Linked DNA regions of Homo sapiens: region 1 is linked to region 2. The links are chromatin loops, found by intact Hi-C in ENCODE. Cell type or tissue: IMR-90. All regions are shown on one strand. Each heading gives the region's core, and the rest is flanking DNA. Links, peaks and the distances in the headings are about the cores only. Region 1 holds the start of LOC124906220 (a long non-coding RNA gene). Region 2 overlaps RFTN1 (raftlin, lipid raft linker 1).

The links. Hi-C counts contacts between places; a loop is a spot of excess contacts. Peaks named below come from ENCODE experiments on the same cell type or tissue, not always from the same donor. Only the 100,000 strongest peaks of a DNase experiment are listed, where the experiment ranks them.
Region 1: a loop joins it to region 2, with 3 times the contacts of the local background. A loop is called at or near these places in 6 of 110 quality-filtered maps.

Annotation. Positions count from the first base shown.
Region 1 is chr3:16,436,084-16,446,751 of GRCh38, forward strand. The region is part of intron 2 of RFTN1 (raftlin, lipid raft linker 1); the gene reads right to left. It overlaps LOC124906220 (a long non-coding RNA gene), which reads left to right and starts at 3,401. Exons shown (of 2, transcript XR_007095840.1): 1 at 3,401-8,782; 2 at 10,272-10,668. In IMR-90, for the core only: no CTCF peak of the experiment used is centred there; a DNase peak (open chromatin) is centred at 5,378; H3K27ac peaks cover 1,355 bases.
Region 2 is chr3:16,383,960-16,394,627 of GRCh38, forward strand. All of the region lies in intron 4 of RFTN1 (raftlin, lipid raft linker 1), which reads right to left. Among named protein-coding and RNA genes, the nearest start is that of OXNAD1, 120 kb to the left of the region's middle. In IMR-90, for the core only: no CTCF peak of the experiment used is centred there; DNase peaks (open chromatin) are centred at 5,112 and 8,982; H3K27ac peaks cover 2,374 bases.

The DNA of each region.
Region 1 (10,668 bases), core at 1,359-9,358, 52 kb after region 2:
AAAGATCCCTGTGACATGGTAACTTATATTTATCTTATTATGTAATTTGTATTTTTTCTTATTAAACATTTCATATTTAAATGCTGTGTCTCCTTGTCTGTGAACTGTCTGTCCATTATCTTTGCCTCGTGTCCTATTTAGTCATTGGGCTTTTTTTCTATTGGTTTGTAAGAACTCTTTACATATTAGGAAATTTAGTTTTTGATGTATCTGCCCCCAATTTGTTGCTTGCCTTTTGACTTTGCATATAGTGGGTTTTGCCATGAAAAAAAAAATTTTTTTTTTTTTTTTAAGACAAAGTCTCTCTCTGTTGCCCAGGCTGGAGTGCGGTGGTGCTATCCCCGCTCACTGCAAACTCTACCTCCTGGGTTCAAGTGATTCCATGAAAAACTTTTTAAATGAAGCTGAATTTACCAATCTTGCTTTCAATGGCTTCTGAGTTTTGTGTCATAGCAGAAAGACCTGGGATTATAAAACAATTCTCTTGTGAATTCCCATAATACATATTTCATTTTTTGCATATAAATCTTTTATCGATTTGGAATTTATCCCATGTAAAGTGTGCAATATGAATTGAACACCCCCCCACCACAGGGGTTTATCCATTTTTCCTCATTGATTTGAGATGCCATATATCATATGCCACTTATCATTTATTATATTCCCAAATATGAGTTTATGACTGTGATCCATTAATCTATTTGTATAAAACACTACTTCAAACAATTTTAATTTCATATTATGTTTTAATATCTGGTTAAACTACTTGTCAAATCTTCCTATATTCCTGTTTATATTTTGAATTTTCCTAATTCGTTTTTCTAAATGATCTTTAAAAATCAGCTCAGTAAATTCCCCTTGCTCCACTAAAAAAGTCTGTGGGTATTTTTATTGGGTCATGTTCAAATCATAGCTTGACTGAGAATGAATATTTTCACCATGCTACAAGTTCCCATGCAAGAAACTGGCAAAATTTTGATTTGGTCAAGTCTTCCTTTGGGTCCCTCTGGAGCATGCTAAAGTTTTCTTCACACAGATAGCACATATTTATCAGGTTTATTCCTAGTTATTCTATATTTTATTGCTATTGGAATAATACATTTTCCTTTTTCACTTCTGTAATATTCACTGCATGCAAGGGTGTTGGGGAAACAGGCATGGCCCTCATCGTGGTGGGAGTGAACCTTTCTTGAGGGCTGTTAGAGCAACCTAGTAGTAAATACCTTTGTCCATATATCTTGAAAGACATTCATGAGTCCAGCCATAGAAGTACTACCAGTAGTAGGGTTGCTGGACAAAGAGTGTGTGCATTTTTAGGTTTGAAGGGCAATACCACCCTGCCCTCAAGGAGAATCGCTTGAGCCCAGGAGTTTGAGACTAGCCTAGGCAATAGGGCAAAACTCCATCTGTACAAAAAAATACAAAAATTAACTGAGTGTGGTGGCATGTGCCTGTAGTGCCAGCTACTAGGGAGGCTGAGATGGGAGGATCACTTGAGCCCAGAGAGGTCAAGGATGCAGTGAGCTGAGATCGCACCACTGCACTCCAGCCTGGGGTGACAGAGTTACTAAATAAATAAATAAATAAATAAATAAAAGATAGGATCGGTGTTTTTTCCTTTCACTTTAAGCTCCAATACGGCTTGCACAATACTGTCACTGATCTTGTCTTTATTTATTATAAATGTTGCCTCACTCCCCTCACCCTAATCCTGGCCCAGCCCAAGATCTCCTTTTGTCCTCTTGTCCCAGAGCCTGCAAATGCTGGGTGTCGACCTTATGGAAACCAGGGGCTGTCAACAGATTACAAGGCTGCTGAACCAAAAGGGCAAAACCACATGTGGCGGAGACAGTTTGTTTTATTTGAAAAACTGAATGTACTTTTGGTAGGAGTGTAGGGCTTTATGGAAGGCAACTGCACGTTGTCAATCAAACCTAAAAATACTATCCAGCACCAAGATCCCCTCTCCTTTGATAAAACTATATACAAACAGCATCTGTGAGTCATCGAATATGGGCCCTCAAACTCATATTTAACTCAAACTCATATTGGTCTCTACAGTTCAATATTCTTTAAATGATTCAAATTTTTCAAACTCTTCCTGCTATAATAAAATAAACCTTTATTGAGAGTTTGATAATTTATACATTTGTTTCCTCTTATGCATCACACTAAAATAAAAAATAAAAGTAGTTAATATGTTTAGAAGACAGGGTTCTTGCTGGGCATGGTGGCTCACGCTTGTAATCGCAGCACTTTAGGAGGCCGAGGCGGGTGGATCATTTGAGAGCAGGAGTTCGAGACCAGCCTGGCCAACATGGTGAAACCCTGTCTCTACCCAAAATACAAAAATTAGCTGCGCATGTTGGCGTGCACCTATAGTCCCAGCTACTCAGGGGGCTGAGGAGGGAGGATCACTTGAGTCCAGGAGGCAGAGGTTGCAGTGAGCTGAAATCGTGCCACTGCACTCCAGCCTGGGAGACAGAGTAAGAACTCTGTCTCAAAAAAAAAAAAAAAAAAAAAAAAAAAAAAAAAGAAGACAGGTTTCTATACCAGCTGCTCTCCTCACTGCCTGCTAACCCCAGTCATGTGAACACTCAATTTCTTTGTATAAAATGGTGATAACAACATCAACCTGTCTTCCATCATAGCGTCATTGTGAGGATCACGTGGGATGATGTGTGTGTAATCTACAGAACACAAAACAATCACAGGCGGTGGCACTGGCTGTGGTGAATGGGAGGACTGGTCACCCCGGGATGGTGATGACAACATGATGTGGGGCCATGAAATCCTTCCCCATTCCCACCCACACTCCTTAACCTCCATGCTCCCAAATCGGTGCACTAAAAATGTTAGTCAATCAACCACTTTATATTTAAATGCTTCCTGAAAAAAACATAATACCTTTTAAATTTTTATCTTAAAATCTAAAGATGTATCTCCTGTCAAAGCTGAGCAATTTTGTGGCTTTAATTTTTGGTATGCATGCTGTCAAAGTAAATTTAGCTTCATGGTTAAAAGAAACAAATAAAAATGAATCTCAATGATCTTAAAGCAATAAAAAAAGGCTCCTATTATAAACATGATTAAAGGCCTTAATCTCATGTTTCTATTTGAACCCTAACCTTAAAAATACAAAAGAAAACATAGTTCTTATGAAGTGACCAATTCCCCAGTGTTACTCCTAGGCGAATAAACAAAGGAATGATTTCTCCACTTGGATGGACATACCAGTTGTAGCCTGTTGGTCTGTTTCTCACCCTACTTATCAGAGTAACCTCTCCACTATTTTGTTTTGTAATAGTTGCCTGATTTCATTTACAAATTATGTAACCTTGGGCAAGCTATATAGCTCCCTCCCCATCTCTTGGGACTCTCATTTACAAAATGAAGACTTTGGATGGGCAATTGCAAAAGGCGCTTTCAACTTTAAAATGCAATAATTTTATTATTTCAATTTGGAGGCTGAGGTACCAGTTTCTAACTAAAAAGTAACATTGGATAATATAACAATTGTTTTCAATGTTAACTAAAAGAGTTCCCCCAAACCAGAGCTAGAATTGGAAGAAGGAACACCCACATGGCATGTGTGGGTGGCTGGAGTGAGGAAGGAGAGGCTGGAAGATACCCACTGCCAGTGGGCGGGAGAAACATCACTGCTGCCCGAGGGTTCCAGCCTTCTGCCTGCCCAGGCACTAGGGATTCTGGGCTAACTGTCCTCTGGGGGAGTGTGGGGAGCTTTTCAGAGGAGTTCTAGGGAAGAGATGCCTGCCCAGCGGTGGGAGAGAAAACTAACGTTTTAAGTATCAAGGATGATGGGTCTCCTTCACCCTAGAAGAGAGCTACAAGGAAACGGCATGAGTTATTCTGTAGTTACTTTGGCTTCCTGGCCTTTGACCAGGAGCTGACTCTAAGGCTGAACCACATGAACCGTCTCATCATAAGTTAAAATTTCTAATTATAACTTCGTAGTCTGAAGATAAGGGACACTGGTATGGCTGTCTTAGCCACCGTTACCTTCCAAAAAGAGAAAATGCCAGCCTACTCAGAGTGGGCCGCTGCCGCGAGGGCTGATCACACTTTTTCTCCACTTTCTAATCTGTCAGGTTCTATAGTTTTTATCTACAGTGATCACACTCGCCTCATCTGGGAAGGACACCCACGTGCTCCCACACTGCCACAATCTTGGCTCACTGAAACCTCCGCCTTCTGGACTCAAGTGATCCTCCTGCCTCAGCCCCCTGAGTAGCTGGGACTACAGGTGTGCACCAACATGCTCAGCTAATTTTTGTATTTTTAGTAGAGTCAGGGTTTCACTATGTTGGCCAGGCTGGTCTTGAACTCCTGCCCATCTTCATCCCATACCAGGGCTTTGTCCTGCTGCAGTGCAAAGGACAATTCTCTCCTGGCTTCTCCCCTACCTGGGCAGGGGCAGAGTCTCATCTCCTTACTGGACAGAGGGCTTGGTGCAGATCCCAAAGCCATTAACAGAGGTATCTGCAGGCCAGGAAAATAAAGTAAACAAGAGACATGAGCCAGGGGGACAGCAATGAACACCGAGGCCCCATCTTGCCCAAGGGGACAAGATGGTTACTGCTAATGGGGGGGGGGCCCAATGGTGCCAGAACTTCTAACTCTTACTTTCAAGAAGTCAGAAATCTTAATCTTCCTAATCTTTAAATGTGACAAGTAACTGTAATTTTTTTCTCAATCCCATATGGCCAAAGTCAAGACCTAGCAGCCTGCAGAGTATGGATGGGGCATTTGATAAAGTTGGGGGATGGATGCCCCGCACTTCTTCCTATTTCTGATCCTGCCACTGTCCAGGCGCAGTGTGAGCATCAGTCATACATGGAGGAGGATGTCATTCTGTTCATCCCACATCATCACAAGGTACATCAAAAGCTTCAAGGACACATCTGCAGGTATTTGATACTGGCCTCTATTTCCTAATTCCTCTTTTTTCTATATTGGCACTGAGATGAACAAAAAGTTTAGAATCACATGATTGCATTTTGAATCTTTTGGAAATATTTTTTTTTATTCCAGACTCTATTACCAATAACAGGCTTTTATAAAATCAAAATATAGAAACTACTGCTGAAAAGGTATTTTGGGTGGCATGAGAGTCCAAACGTCTTTTGAAATAAGTGTTTTGTTTTTCTTTCAGAAAATAACTCCATATAAATAAATAAACCATTATTCCAAGAACTAAAAAAAAAAAAAAAAAAAAAGGAAAAGAAAGGAATGAAAACAGAGAAAAAACATAATCCACAAAACCACACATTTCTTAACACTCCTGGGATAAAGTAAATTTTGTTTTTGCTATGACTATGTTTTGTTTAGCAAAAACATTCCACAGCTCCATTTATTCCCTGGAAACGAAGCCCTTCAGACATTTGCAAAGGGCCAAAGTGAGGTCTTTGCTATTTCAAACTTGATTATTGGGAAAGTATCAGCCTCCAACACAAGAAAGAAACCACCGCATACAGCAACTGCCCATTTCACTCAGCTCTGTAAAGCAGGAAACAGCAGGCTGAACTGCAACAGCTTCTATTATTTTGCCCAGAAATCATTTGTGACTTTAACCTAATTATTCAAAGTCTGACTTTGGTCTTCTAATTACATCCGCTAATGGATCTGTCAATACGAAGGAGTGCAACATGAGACAGACACCAATTCCCTCGGGAAATTTCCCTCACAGGTGAAGCTGATAATGTTACACTGCTCAACCAAATCTCTCTTTTTTAAAAAGTTCCTTCAAGACTGCTAGTGCCATAACATCAATCTGCCTGGGCTTTGCAGTAGATCCAATTTAGCAAAACACTAAAATCAATCACTTTTTGATGCAGGACTTTTTATTGTATAGGTAGGAAATAGGAGTCCAATTTTTAAAATAATGTTTGCAGAAGACAAAGCCCATGTCTTCTGTATGTGCCATTTCTAAATCTGTGGAATAAGTTAAAATGTTTGTTCTAAGGGCTTTAAAAATTTAGACTTCTGTCATCTTCTCATTAAACAAACTCATGTATCTGAAACTTAAAAAACAAAACAAAACAAAACAAAACAAAACACATATCCAGGCTCAGGAGACCACACCATTAAAACACTATTTTTAAAATTTGAAGTGAAATTTCCATAACATAAAATTAATCATTTTAAAGTGAACTATTTGGTGGCGTTTAGTATCTTCATGATGTTGCACAACCATCAGCTCTATCTATAGGTTATGAAACATTTTCATCACCCCCAAAGGAAACTCCATGTCCATTAAGCAGTTACTCTTCCCATTCCCCTCTCTCCCCGAGCCCTAGCAATCAATAACATGCTTTCACAAAAAAAAACTATTCTTTTTTTAAATTTTAATGGATTTTTGTTGTGTATATTCAAGGTGTACAACATGATGCCTCAATGTATATATACTTAGTTCAAATGATTACTACAGTCAAGAAAACCAACATAACCATCATCTCACATAGTTAGTTTTCTTTTTTGTGCGTGGTAAGAGTACCTAAAATCTATTCCCTGAGCAGATCTCCAGTACGCGATGTTATTAGCTATAGTCCCCATGTTGTACATTAGATCTCTAGATTTACTTATCATACATAACTGCAACTTTGTACCTTTGACCTACAACTCCCCATCTCCCTGCATCTCCCTGACCCCCCAAACTACAGTTCTACTCTCTGTTTCTGTGTATTTGATTTTTAGTTTAAGATTGCACATATATGCAAGATTACGTAGTATTTTTCCTTCTGTGTCTGGCTTATTTCACTTAGCAGAATGTCCTCTAGATTCAGCCATGCTGTTGTAAATGGAGGATCATCTTCTTTTTTAAGGCTGAATAATACTCCATTGCATATATATACCATAGTTTATTTATCCAATCATCTATTGATGGACATGTAGGTTGTTTCCATATCCTGGCTATTGTGAATAATGCTGCATGGAGTGCAGATATCTCTTCAACATACTGATTTCATTTCCTTTGGAGAAATACCCAGTAATGGGATTGCTAGATCATAGGATATTTCTATTTTTAATTTTTGATGAACCTCCATATTGTTTTCTATAATGGCTGTACTAGTTTACATTCCCACCAACGGGGTGCAAGGGTTCTCTTATACTTCACATCCTCACCAACACTTCTTATCTCTTGTATTTTTGATAGTAGCCATTCTAACAGGTGTGAGCTGATATCTCACTGTGGTTTTGATTTGCATTTCTCTGATGTTTAGTGATGTTAATAAGCATTCTTTCATATATGTGTGGGCCACTTTTATATCTCCTTGGGAGATATGTCTATTCAAGCCCTCTGCCCATTTTTCAAGTTGGGTTATTTGTATTTTTGCTATTGAGCTGAATGAGTTCTGAAATACTATTCTTAATACCTTAATTAAACCATGGATGAACACACAGGGGAATCTCAGTAAGACTAAAAGAACTTCTTTAAGCTTATATAAACCTAAGATTCTGCAGGTCAATTAGGGAGTAACTGGCAAAGCAACAGATGCCTCATCAAATGAATTAAGTTGCCGGCCGCCGGACCACAAATGACTGTTAAAGCATCAGGCTGTCGTGACAATGGGAGCGGGGAAGAGTTAAGTTGTTATTGGTTTGCTCGTCATTTCAGAGAATCACACATAGTCAATGAATTACACACAACACACACACACACACACACACACACACACACACCACTGTACTGTAAAAATTCAGTGTCCAGGTATTTGTAAGGAGACTGACTCAACAATTTCCATTGACTGCATCCATTAATAAAACTCAGAAGATGGCATTATTGTTCACCTCACCAGTCCATTTTGTCAGAGAAGACACAGGCTAAGATACATCAAGAAGCCTTTTTAAGAAACACCAGGTCCCCTGATGCTTAGGTTTAGTAGTGGGCACTCAAATATTAAAAGCAACCCACTAGATATGGAACCTGGAGTATTAATACAATATTTCATACATTTAAAAGTACTTTTGTTAGAGAAGACACAAAGGATCACCAATTATTCAGAATCGGTAACGAAACTCATCCATACCAAATCCAAGAAGAGCTTTTTGTGAGTCAGAAGAAAGCAAATTATGAATGTTTTAAGCCATTTTCCTAATGAGTATGATAGCTGGCATTCTTGGTAGTTCTCTTGATTTTGAGAGTACATTATGCTGATGGCATCAAAGACTAGCCACTAATGAGTATGTACAAACAATATAAAAATTAAACTACTGGATTTACAATGTAAAATGATTTGTCATAGAAATCCTGTATGGATTTTCTATTATAAAATCTTAAGACTTAATTTCTTCATATCCCTATGGGTTTTTTCCAGGCGCTCCGGCTTCCTCCCACATCCCAAAGATGTGCATGTTAGGTAAACAGCCATGTCTACATTGTCCCAGTCTGAGCAAGTGTGAGTGTATGTGTGAGAGTACTCCTGCAATGGAATGACATCCTGTCTAGGGCTGGCGCCTGCCTTGCATCCTGAGCTGCTGGGACAGACTCCGGCCACCCCAGACACTGAACTGGAATAAGCGAGTTGGAAAATGAATGAAGGAATGAATACAAATAATTGTAAAATAAAAATGTGTACCACAATGTACCACAATAAACAATGTGGGATGAAAGCACTTGGCGAGCCCACCAAATTTGTTATTGGTTTTGAACTTCGTGGTGGGAGTAAGTGCTCCTTACGAGTTTCACTTTGCAAACATTTATTCCTTGATTTAACCCACCACCACTACAACCACCATCACTCGCTGTTTTACCAAAAACTGGGTAAGTCATCATCTTATTTGTTGTTATTAATCTTTCTTAACTGTATGTATAGCTCACATTTATTTCCATGTTTAGTATTAGAAATGTTTTGGTCTTTATCGAGAAGTTTGGTAATGTTTTTGTGACCAGAAATATGCCATAGGAATTTAACTCTTGATTTTCTCAATTAGCCTATGGTAAAATTGGTTTCATTACACACTGTTTCATATACAGTTGCAGTTTCCAAGAACCTATTAACAATGTTAAGTGAGGACTTACTATGCAGATGTAAACAGTTCCAAAAACAATGCTGTTGCAGCCAAGCTCTTAGAGAAAACATATAAGAAAAATAATGCATCTTTACAAGGCACTTTTGAGGAGTCTCAGTTTCAACTAAGAGTATGATTGCTCTGATACCTTCTCATGGGCCTCACAAATTCAAGGAAGAGAAAAAGAGAAAGAAAGAGAGAGAGACAAAAAGGAGATATAGGGAGGCTTTCTTTATCCACACCGTCTAAGGATGAGTCCCCCTCCCTCATCCATACAATTCTCTCTCCTGCTCTTTCTCTTTCCCCCCACTCTGTCTCTCTCTCTGTCTGTTGCCATTTTTTCTTTCTCTCTTTCTCTCTCTCTCTCTCTCACACACACACACACACACACACACACACACACACACAGCTCTCTACCAGCGCTGTCCAAGACAGTAGCCACATGTGGCTATTGAGCACTCAAAATGTGGCCAGTCTGAATGAATGTGGTATAAGTATAAAATGTTCAACCAATTTCAAAGATTTAGCATGAAAAAGAGAATGTAAAATATCTAAGTAAGAAGTTTTTTATATTAATAACACTGAAATGACAATACTTTGGATATATTAAGATTAAATAAAATATATTAATATTAATTTCATGTGTTTCTTTTTACCTTTTAAAAATGTGACTTTTAAAAAGTTTAAACTTACATATGTGGCTCAAAGTATATTTCCATTGGACAGCTCTGTTCTATATCATTAATTACCAATCATTTGTTTCACAGCATCTATCACAACTTTTAATTCTACAAATTGTTCATTGAAGTTTTTTTTTTTTTCCCTGTCTTGCCTATTAAATAATTTCCACTGGGCCAGAACCCATGCTGGGTTTATTTGCCAACAAGGTGGCCAAACCAAGAGTGCCTGGAGAAGGCTCATTAGCAGCTGTCATTAAATGAAGAAATTCTCCTCTGATAAGGCCACAGTCCACATCAGGACTGCAGTAGCACTCTCTCCGTCAAAGAAAGTCCAATGCAAACTGCTACCTGCAGTCACTCTGGTGGATGGTGAACTCTGGGGTCCCCATATTCCCTGGGCCCTAAAGCAGATTAGCCACAAGACCAAGATGAAAGAACCATAATGAGTCCTGGAAAAGAGTCAGCCAGTGTAAAGCTCAGAGGAAACCTAGAAACCTTTAAAAAAAAAAAAACTGTGGTAAAATATGCCTAACATCAAATTTATTATTCTAACAATTTTAGGTACCGTTAGGGAAATTCACATTGTCGTGCAACCATCACCACCATCTATCTCCAGGAAATCTTCATCGGCCTCATCTCTCGGTCCACGTCCAACAAGCAGAAGGGACACCTCACTTTCAGGTCACCAACTATCCTTCTCTGTCTCTGCTAGTGTGAGCAGGAGTTACAAAAGCAACAGGAAGAAAAAAGCTGCTGAGTTGGGATAATTCAAAAACATGCCACTGGGAAAATCAAAGGTTGATATGACAACAAAAGCAAAGGAAGAATGTAAAAATTTCACTTTGTAAAGATGGCCAAATAATAATAGGACAAAGACCATGGTTGTATACAAGACAGTGACTGGAAATCTCAACTCCAAACAGCAGAAAATGGAAAACAAGAGATTTCCCAAAAAGTG
Region 2 (10,668 bases), core at 1,003-9,002:
CTAGTCTAGATGTTGCTGTAAAGGTATTTTTTAAATGTGTGATTAACATTTACTATCAGTTGACTTTCGGTAAAGTGGATTCCTCCATTATTAGGTGGGTCTCATCTAATCAGGTGAAGGCTTTAAGAGCCAAGACTGAGATTTCCCAAAGGAAAAAGAATTCTGCCTCTGGACTGCAACACAGAAATTCTCCCTGGGTTTTCTCCCCTTCAAACTCAAAGACTGCAACACCAGTCCTTACCTGAATGTCCAGTCTGCTGGACTGCCCTGCAGATGTCAGACTTGTTGGCCCCCACTATCACATGAGCCAGTTCCTTAAAATAATCAATTTTCTCTCTTCCCACCAGGAGGTAGGGGAAAATAAGATAGCACAGGGCAAGTTGATGGAGGTCTCTAAATCTAAACCTGACTAGGCATGAAATAAAAGTTCGGTACAGGCTCCCAAATGACAGTGAGCCCCAAACAGAAACAAGACAACTAGGACTTCATCTGGTATCGATTCCAGGTCCTACGTGAGAGGCTGAAGTGTGGCAGGGAGGCTTTCAGCCATCACTGTTGCCCAGGTAAAGGAAATTTCCCCCATTGTGCTTTGAGGAGAGCTGCTACACACCAGGTAAGGGAGGTTGTATCTATAACTGATGGATTTATTTTCTACAAGTTACATAATAAACTTAATGAAATGCCTGTAACTAATGAGCTAATTAATGCTGGGAATCAGAAACCTACTGCTAAAAAATAGAGAGCTGTGCTGTCCAATAGGTAGCCACTAGCCACATGTGGCTATTTAAATTTAAATTAATTCAAATAAAATAAAATTTAAATATTCCTCTCCTTAGTCACATGAGTCACATTTCAAGCACCCACCAGCCACTTGTGGCTAGTGATGACCCCATGGACAGTGCAGGTGTAGAACATATCCATCATCATAGAACGTTCTATTGGGTAGCTCTGCTATAGAGCATAATAAATCACATAAAATACTGAATAATAGAGTTTTTGACAGTGATTTCTGAGGCATATAATATGGGGTAAATCCAAGACTCACATCCACATACTTATATACCCTAGATCAGACCACTGCCCACTCCGGCCCTCCCTCATAACTCACACGCCCCCGATCCGTGACAACATAGCACAGCACACGCAGGGAGCCCACAGCAGAGGCATGCCCTAGGTGTCAAGAACAGGTACAAAAATGCCATTCTGGGTTGCAGTTACACATGAGTCTTTACAGTGAATATTTTATCAGACACACACAACCCTTCCCATCTTGTCACCTACACTCTTGTACAGCTTTCTGAAAAGGGAGGCTCAAAAATAACACGGGTTTGAGCTCACATCTGAAGCCGCCTTTAGTTTTGACATGTTAACACTTAGCTGCAGAAATTGGAAGCTTTGCCAGGCGCTGCTGGATGTTTAGCTCCGTTTTAGGGCCACAAGGAAAGATCATGTAAACTTTCTGCTGTTGTGGTTTTCTCATTTAGCGACTGAGAGGTCTTAGAATCTGCCCTTGGACAAAGAGTTTGAAGGCTTAAAGCTTTGGACCTGGCTCTGTTACTCAGTAGTTATATTATTGGTCAAATCAGTTGATTTATTTTAGCCTCAGTTTCTTAATCTATAAAATGAAGATACTAATATTCATTTATTCATTCCATAACTACTTACTGAATACCAATTGGAATCACCAAGCAACCCCCAGCCATTCCATTGCACAGAGTAGTTTGTCATAGTAGATGCATGCCCTGACCAGGAGGGCACAGTCAAAGAGTCAACACGCTGGAGTAGTCAGGAGTCACCTCTGGCAGATTTTCCTTGGCCCAGAACATCCCAATCTTCCTCAGTGTATGCCCATCAGCAGAATTCAACATATGTGTGGTTGTCTGCATTCAGAACAGGATTCTGGAGCAAAGACGACCTTGGCCCATGAGAACTGCCATCATCCAAGTAGGACCATTGAGGAAAAGAACTGGCAGGAGAATCTGCTGCCCCCTCCAAGGCTGCAAGACCCCCAGGCTTCCATTAAATGCTGCTGCACACCCACAAGGAAACTGATAAATCAAACTTCAAAATGTTATGTTAGCAAAGCATTTAAAGAGACTTTCGTCATAGTCCTGTGGGAGTCAAAGAATGCATGCCAGCCTTCCCAGTCTGTTAGTTCTGTGGCTGTCAAAATCCATTATTGGTAGCCATGGATTTAACCTTACCCACAGGTAAAATCTGTGCATACAGAAATGATTTGGGAGAAGGATTCCTATGAGAAGCAGGGCTAGCAAAAGTGAAGAGGCAAGAAAGCCTCAGAAGTCATGCAGGGAAGAGCAAATGTTCAGTGTGCTTGAGCTGAAATTCTGTAATCACAATTTACTGAGAGCTTACTGTATGCCCAACACTGTTTTAAAGGCTGTACGTGGATTAACTCATTTAATCCTTATAATAATAACAATAGGTATTATTTTTCATCCCTATCTTACAGATTAGAGAACTGAGGCACAGAGATATTGGGCAACTTCCCCAAGGTCAGACAACTAGTAAAGGGCAAGTAGGATTCAAACCTAGGCAGCTGGCTCCAGAGCCCACGTTGCTACCTGTTACGCTGCTCAGCGCTGTATTTGCAATGTTCCTACACTCTAAGCTGTACTGGGAAATACCAGGGCTAGATTGCAGAGTCTTGCATCTTTAGAGTCTGGACTTTTTATTCTGAAGGCAATGAGATGCCATCATGACTTCTGAGCAAAGTGACATGATCAGGCCTGTCCTAAGGAAAAGAAATCTGCCCACAGGATGTGGTATGGATCGAGGTGGGGGTTGGTAACAGAGCGAGGAGACAGGAGGCAAGGGACATGGCTGGGGCCCGGAAGTAACTGCAGAGCTCATGGGAAAGGTCATAAGAGCCTACACTTGCTATGGGAAAGGATGTGAGAAGTCCACGGGAGACAAAAAGTAGAGGCAGCAGTCTGTGACACACCATGGGATGCTGATTTGTCAAACAACTGAAGCAAAAAGTAAAATAATAATTACGCTTAGATGACAGGCATGAACTGGGATTGTCTGAACAAGCTGGGACATATGGTCACCTGGTTCAGTGTGACCAGCAGTGAAGACCCAGAAAGCTGCTTTAAGAGGCACACAGATGAGTGTTCCTTCTCTTCCTTCCCTGTCCATCACATGACCCACTGCTTCCATCACTCTCCTCCTATTATATCCTTGGCTTTCTCTGTCTGACACATCCCACAAATGTCGCATCCATCCAGTCCACCCAGGGCCACAAGGAGGAGGGCTCAAGGTCTCCCGCCAAGGCTGAGGCCACACGGCCACCCTGCAGTGGCTCCCTTCCTCCCTGATCAGCTGTCTTGTGCTTCCCCAGGGCTTTCTCCCCTCTGCTGGGTCCCACCCTCTCCCCACTTTCCCACCACCTCCAGAGATGACTTAAAGACAAAATCGAGGTCAGAAGCTGAGAAGCCCATCCCCATGTCCTCTTCTGGCCCTCCACTCTTTGTCCCCAGCATCGGTGTGACCCGGTTAAGGCAAAACCCAGGCCATAGAGCTCATGTTTTCTGGCACCCTGGAAGACCCAGCTCTACTTAGGACCACTTCTCTCTTCTATATCCTCAATTTCTCTCTCTCTCTCTCTCTCTCTCTCTCTCTCTCTCTCTCTACTGGCTCCTTCCACTCAGCATACAACTAAATTCAAGTTATCTTTTTTTAAAAGAAGAAAAAGAGGAAAGAATCCAACCAACAATAGAAGTAAGCAAGCCTCGTCCACCCACCCGCCTCACCGACTCCACCTCCACTCACTCTCTAGCTTCTGTACTGCCTCCTCACCGGCAGCTCCCCACAGCCCTCCTGTCACCTCCATGACGCCAAATCCCACAGGCTTTTTAGCCCTCACCACCCCATCCTCTCTGGTAGCTCATGCATTCCCCTCCTCCTGGAGATGCTCTTCCTTGGCCTCACCACCACCTTTCTGCTGGTTTTCTTCCTGCATGCTGGCCTGTATACAGCCCTCACAGCAGCCAGGCTGGTATCTGAAAGATGTGAGCCAGTTAAGGCTGCTCGTTTTAACTCTCCAACGATGTCCCATTTAGAATAAGATTCCCAACCCTTGCCCTGCCCCTGAAATGGGTCTTGCCCACCTCTCAGGCCACATCCCAAACTCCTGACACCTTCACAAGTCTTTGTCATTGTTTCCCCCCTACCCCAAGATTTGTTCCCATCAGGGGGCCTCAGCACTTTGCAGATCCCTCTGTTTGGCATGCTGTTCCCCCCTCCATCTCCCTACAACTGGTTTTCCTAGCTGGATGAGAGCTCTATGAGGACAGGCAGTTTGTCTCTTTTGCCTCCTGCTTTGTCCTCAGCATCTGGAACTGTTCCTGGTACACAGTAAGTATTCCTTGGGCATTTATTAAAGGAATGAATAGGCATGAGATTAAATTTGCAGTATCTGAGGTTACCCCCAAGTGGAAACATCTATGAGTCTACAATTTCAGGAAATATCCATCTGGGACCAATAATGTTTTAAAAATATATTCATTTGAGATTCAGAAAACTTGCACATCATTTGCTACTCCTATCATCTTAACAGTGAAGAAAACTGAGGCCTAGAGACATTAAGGGGGTTGCAGGTCCAGAGACATGTCTCAAGAAAGCATTGCTGTTAAAATGTGCAGTTCGTGGGTTTTCAGTCCATCTCTTAAGAAACCAAGTCAATCTTCCCCTCAGGAAAAAGAAAAGAAGTAGCAATAAGCAATTTGTTAATATCACTACTTCTTATCAAGGTAAAAAATGCCTCATAATCAGGCATACCCATGGGCCTTGTTTCACAAAGGCACTAAGATGAGGCAATGTAGGTCCCAAAAAACAAAAAGACAGTTTTTTGGAGTTGCTGAGGTTGACAACCCTAGTTTTATACTTTGGTAATACCAGTGACCTTGGAATTACAAGCTTGGGGTTAAGAACTCAAGGGTTCATTAAGACTCCCTGGAACATTCTGGAAAACCAGCTTTAGAGTCTTCATTGAACTCAAATCTCAGCACCACAGTTAAATGAGTGAGTCAAAAGAACATAAGTTTAAAGAATTTAACCAGGAGCAGATGTTTCTCTTCACACCACACTGCTTTAACATCCAGTATTCGTGACCTTTTCTTCCCCCCACCATCCTCTGATTTACATAGGCTTCCAAAGCATTAATGAAACACACTTTAACAAAATGTTGAGATGGTGCCATTGGGCATTGCTATCCTAGTTTTAACCCTTGGTTAAAAAATACTTTGTGATTCCCACGACTCCAGACCAACAAAAATATAACAGGGTCCTAATGACATTTGAAACTCCCACGGTAAACAAGGCAGTTAAACTAAGTACTTGGGGATGGTTTTCATTACAGTGTGCTAAAAAAATGAATGTTTTATTGTTCTTTTGTAAATACCCTGGAGAACACTGGGATGGTTTTTCTGGAAGATGGAAATGATTTAAGAGAGTTTCAGAGCACATGAAGATATGTGATCCCTTTGAGTAACAAATAGGAGATGGGTTTTTTTTCGGGGGGGAGGGAAGGAACAGCTTTGCATTAACAACTACTGAGAATTATACATTTAAAGATTATCTTCAATGTCCAATAACCCTTATATTCAATACTGAATTTATTTCCACTTCTCGCCTTCATTTTTATTTGTTACGTATTCTCAAAGTTCTCTCCTAGTAGAAGAATGAACCAGAAATGAACATAAGCATGTTGGAATTCATGTATGTGGCAGACTGTATTTTCCAAAGATGGCCACAACAATATTTCTCATTCCACATGGTCTGCTGGAACCTTGTCACTCCTCCATCAAGAGCTGGAACCCATGTCCCCTGTACTTCAACCACTATGGGTCCTTATGACGGCCTCAACCAATGAGTAGGTGAAAAGGACCCTTATGTGACCTCCAAGGTATAATCATCAGAATTCCATGAACTTCTACCTTCTTCTCTTGGGATGCTTGCTCTTAGAACCTAGCTGCCATGTTTTGAGGAAGCCTTAAGCAGTCTGTCGAGAGGCCTACAGCCAACACCAACTTGCCAGCCATATGAGTGTGCCATCTTGAAAGTAGATCCCCCAGCTACCACCAAACAGCCCAGTTGATACCATGTGAAATGGAGATTAGCTGCCTCTGCCAAGTACTGCCCAAGTTGCAGATTTGTGAGCAAAATAAATGACTGCTATTGTTTAAAGCCAATATGTTTTGGGGTGGTTTGTTACACAGCAATAGACATCTTTTAAAATACAGTGATCGTCACTAATCCATACCCACAGGAAATACCAGACTGCAATGATTTTGTAAAGTGTAAAATCTAAATCCTTTATAAAAGATGCAGTTAGCAGCACACTCAAATATACAGAAATGTAAACGAGGATAACACAAAAGCTCTGAAGGAGTGAGCCTTCAGAGATCTGCTTTAATAAAGAGGTAAGAGCAATTTGTAACTAGCCTCTCAGTTTGTGATGGTGCATCCAAACTGCTGGAAAAAGCAGGTAGCCTTGAGGTAAATAAACACTGCCCCTGCAGCTTAGCTTACATTATTAATTGGTTTAGCAAACCTGTATGCAAACTTAGGCTTAGTTCTTGTTTATCACAAGTTACAAATGTACAGAGCATGAATTAATGATGATGCTTTACTATTCAAAAGCAATAAAGAATGATGCCCACATTCCCAGGCACCATCAGAGTCAGAAAGGGTCACAGAGACTCCTGTGCTTGAAACTTAAAAAATATATCCATCTGTGTTATTCTTAAGGCATCATAACGAGAAGCTGTCATTGCCCTCTGGGGAGTGTCTTAGAAGTTAGTCAGAGTAGACACTGCATCTCATTCAAACTGGGAAGTCATTGGAAACAAAATTTCTACACCAACTGAACGATGAATAGTTCATCAAAAAACTAACTTTATTTCCACCAGGAATATATTTAAACATTTTCTTTTAAAGTTTTTCCATCTCTTCAGGTGTTTTCCATCTGATTTCTACTCCCTGTACCCCCCATGACAACCTTTTTCTCTCTGAAGAATCTTTCTTTCTAACAGCTCCTTTGACTGCTTTTGCTTTTGCCCAATAACATCCCTACCACCCCATCAATACCACCACTATCACCTTTACCAAGACCATCACTAGTACCCCAATGAATAACACCTCCATCACCCTCATCCCTAACATCTACACTACGAATCTCCCCCCAGCTACCTTTTCAAAACTAGGAATGCTGCTATCAGGCTAACAGAATGAAGATGTAGATTGGGAAGTAATTAATTAGATGGGAAACCTCAGTTTAATTCTATTTTCTCATTATTTCATATGCTAAATTTATAATAATGAATTATTAAAATACTTGACTCTTTTGTCCAACTTACATATCCTGGGTTACATGTATAGAATACAGTACCACCCCTATAATGGTAATATGCCCTTTTTCTCATTCTTTTAAACACATAAGAAGTCAAAAGTGATCCCACAAATGAATCATTTAAAGTTTAGATTTTTCTCACAACAGATTTTTTCCACTGGAGTGTCAGAAGGCAATGTTTATTTTTAACCTTAAAAGGAAAACAAACTTTGTAAAAATAATAGCCCTTATATTGAGCTCCAATTACAGTTGTTAGTTAAGTGGGAGGACAAAAATAGTTACCAATCAATCAGCAAACACTGCCATAGTGGATGAAGAGCAGAGGGAATACTAAGACATACCCAGAAAAATTCACAAAATGAGGGTATATGGCACCGAAACGCAGCACACCACTATCATAAACCTGAACTAATCAAATAAGGCTCTTTGATAATGAAGGGGAAGTCATTTAAAAGCTGGATTGACCATAGACTCACAGAATATCAGAGCTATAGGCAATCCTAGAGATTATCATTCTAGTGCAAAGGTTTTTTTTTTGTTTTTTTTTTTTGTTTTTTTTTTTGTTTTTTTTACGGGGAAGAAAGCTAAGAATTTCAGAAAGTGAAACATCCCACCTAAATGGCTGCCTAAGTTATTAGGTAGTAGGTTTCTTTAACTGGAATCAGGAGAGAATTCTGGAACTGGGTTTAAAGTTCCAGATTTCTTGAGGAGGCAAGTCAGTTTCAATAATTGAGTATCTCATCTCCAAGTGCTTTCTCCCTCCCTGCAGTGTCCTCTAGCCATCTTCAGCCCTGCTGACTCCAATCCTAATGGGACCTGGCTCTTTGAGTGGGAATTCTCCCAAAGGCAGAAAAGGGGAAAACCTTATGTGGGTTGTAATTCTGTCACACTGATTCTCAAAACCCTCAGAAAAGATTTTACATAATCACAAGCAATTAAAATGAAACCTTCCAGTGTCAGGGGAAGATACAGCAGGCAGCCTAACTGCCTGCCAGGATACACTCCATTTCTCAGACAAGACACCCCACCCTCACATGCCATGAGGTTAGTTCAAATTCCCACACTCATTATCTGTGCTGGATCCCAGACAGGAGGTGTCACCGAGGTGGGATGTTCAGCACTTCTGAACACACAGATGGGAAAGTTCAACCTGTGCTGTAAACCAGTCAGCTGCCCCATGTGTTCACTGACGGTGCATAATTGACACTCAAAACATGTTCCAGCTCATAAAAAGTTTACATATATAAATATATATTACATCTATATAAAAGTATATATTACATATATAAGTATATATTACTTATACATACATAAAAGTTATATGTGTATATATGTACACACACACACACATATATATATATATCATAAATAAAAGTCTGGAAATTTTCCTGGTGATAACAGCAAATTCCATATTTGTAAATGAGTCTGCTGGGACGTATGAAGCATTAACAGGTGATATCCAACCCTCACAAGTCACTTCCAGGGAGGGTTTTTCAACAAGTCCCAACCATGCCAGATACTGAAAAAAGCTACTTGGAGTTGCAAAAAAAGAAAATGTGTGAGTCTCCTAACCCTCTGTACTTTATCTTCATTGCATCACTGTTCACAGCATCTGTTCCCATACAATTCTGAGGCCCTGCAAGCCTTGGAAACACACAGGCTCTTGCTCTTTCATTCTATAAACATTCACTGAGCACATGCTAAATGACCTATTCTGAGCTCAGCATCAAACAAACAAACAAACAAAAAATGACAAGAAACAATACACACAATAAGTAAAAACAGTAACGTGTCTTAAGAGGTGGCAAGAACTTTAGGTAAAAGGAAAATAGAGGAGACAAAGGGAGTCCAAAATACTAGGGTAGGGAGTGGCAGGAGGCAAGCTGCTCTCTTAAAGATGGGTGGGAAGGTAGGTGCACTGAGGTAACCTGGAACGAAGATTTGAAGGAGGTGAAGGAATCAGCCAAGCAGATATCTAGGGATAGATGCACCATAGACATTATGTTCACTGCCAAGAGTGGGACCAATATTCACTAACTACAGCATAAAACTCCAATGCACATAAGACAGAAAGTGAAATACACCACTTATAAACACTCATACACTATACAGCCTGGATATAACCTAGTGATCTCCTGGATTTTACCCCCTAAAATGTTATTTCTCAAAAATGAGGGAATTGCTCTGACATTTACATACGTTCAAGATCTCTCACAATATAAGGACTCTCTCAGTTACTTTATTTTGAACAGCAAGATGCTTCTTGGGGAAAACATATTCAAAGCTACTTTGGGACATTTATTGAAATAAGCTGATGGACTTTTTTTTTTTAATTTTTTTTTTTTCAGATGGAGTCTTGCTTTCTCACCCAGGCTGTAGTGCAGTGGCACGGTCTTGGCTTACTGCCAGCTCCACCTCCTGGGTTCACTCCATTCTCCTGCCTCAGCCTCCCAAGTAGGTGGGACTACAGGTGCCCGCCACCATACCCGGCTAATTTTTTTGTATTTTTAGTATAGACGGGGTTTCACCGTGTTAGCCAGGATCATCTCGATCTCCTGACCTCATGATCTGCCTGCCTCGGCCTCCCAAAATGCTGGGATTACAGGTGTGAGCCACCGCACCCGGCCAGACTTTTTTTTAAGGAGGAAAATAAATCTAAGAAAAATTTAAAATAATTCCTACAACATGGAAAACAATTTGGGGTGCTATAGTAGGCAATCTTCTTAAAGATGGCTTTTAAAAAAGCAATGCAGGGCTGGGCATCATGGCTTATACCTGTAATCCCAGTACTTTGGGAGGCCAGGATGGGAGGATCACTTGAGGCCAGAAAAGGCATTTGAGACCAGCCTGGGTAACATAGCATGACCCCATCTCTATAAAAAAAATCTTAAAAAAATTAGCTGGGTGTGGTGGTGCACACCCGTAATCCTAGCTGCTTGGGAGGCTGAGCAGGGAGGATGGCTTGAGCTCAGGGTTTGAAGCTGTAGTGAGCTATGACTGCACCACTGCACTCTAGCTTGGGCAACACAGTGAGACCCTGTCCCTTAAAAACAAACAAACAAAAAACAAAGCAATGCAGGAATTCTACACACAAATGAACACCAATGAACCACTGTGACATAAATGAATCTCACAGACACAGTGCTGAGCAAAAGACACCATTTATACAAACAGGCGAAGCCACCCTTTGGTGTTAGAAGTTAGAGAGGCTTCCCTTGGAAGGGGAGTGGGGAATTGTGGGCGTGGCTACAGGAAGGGTTCAGGCTGTTGCTCCTGCTCTATTAATATTTCTTGAG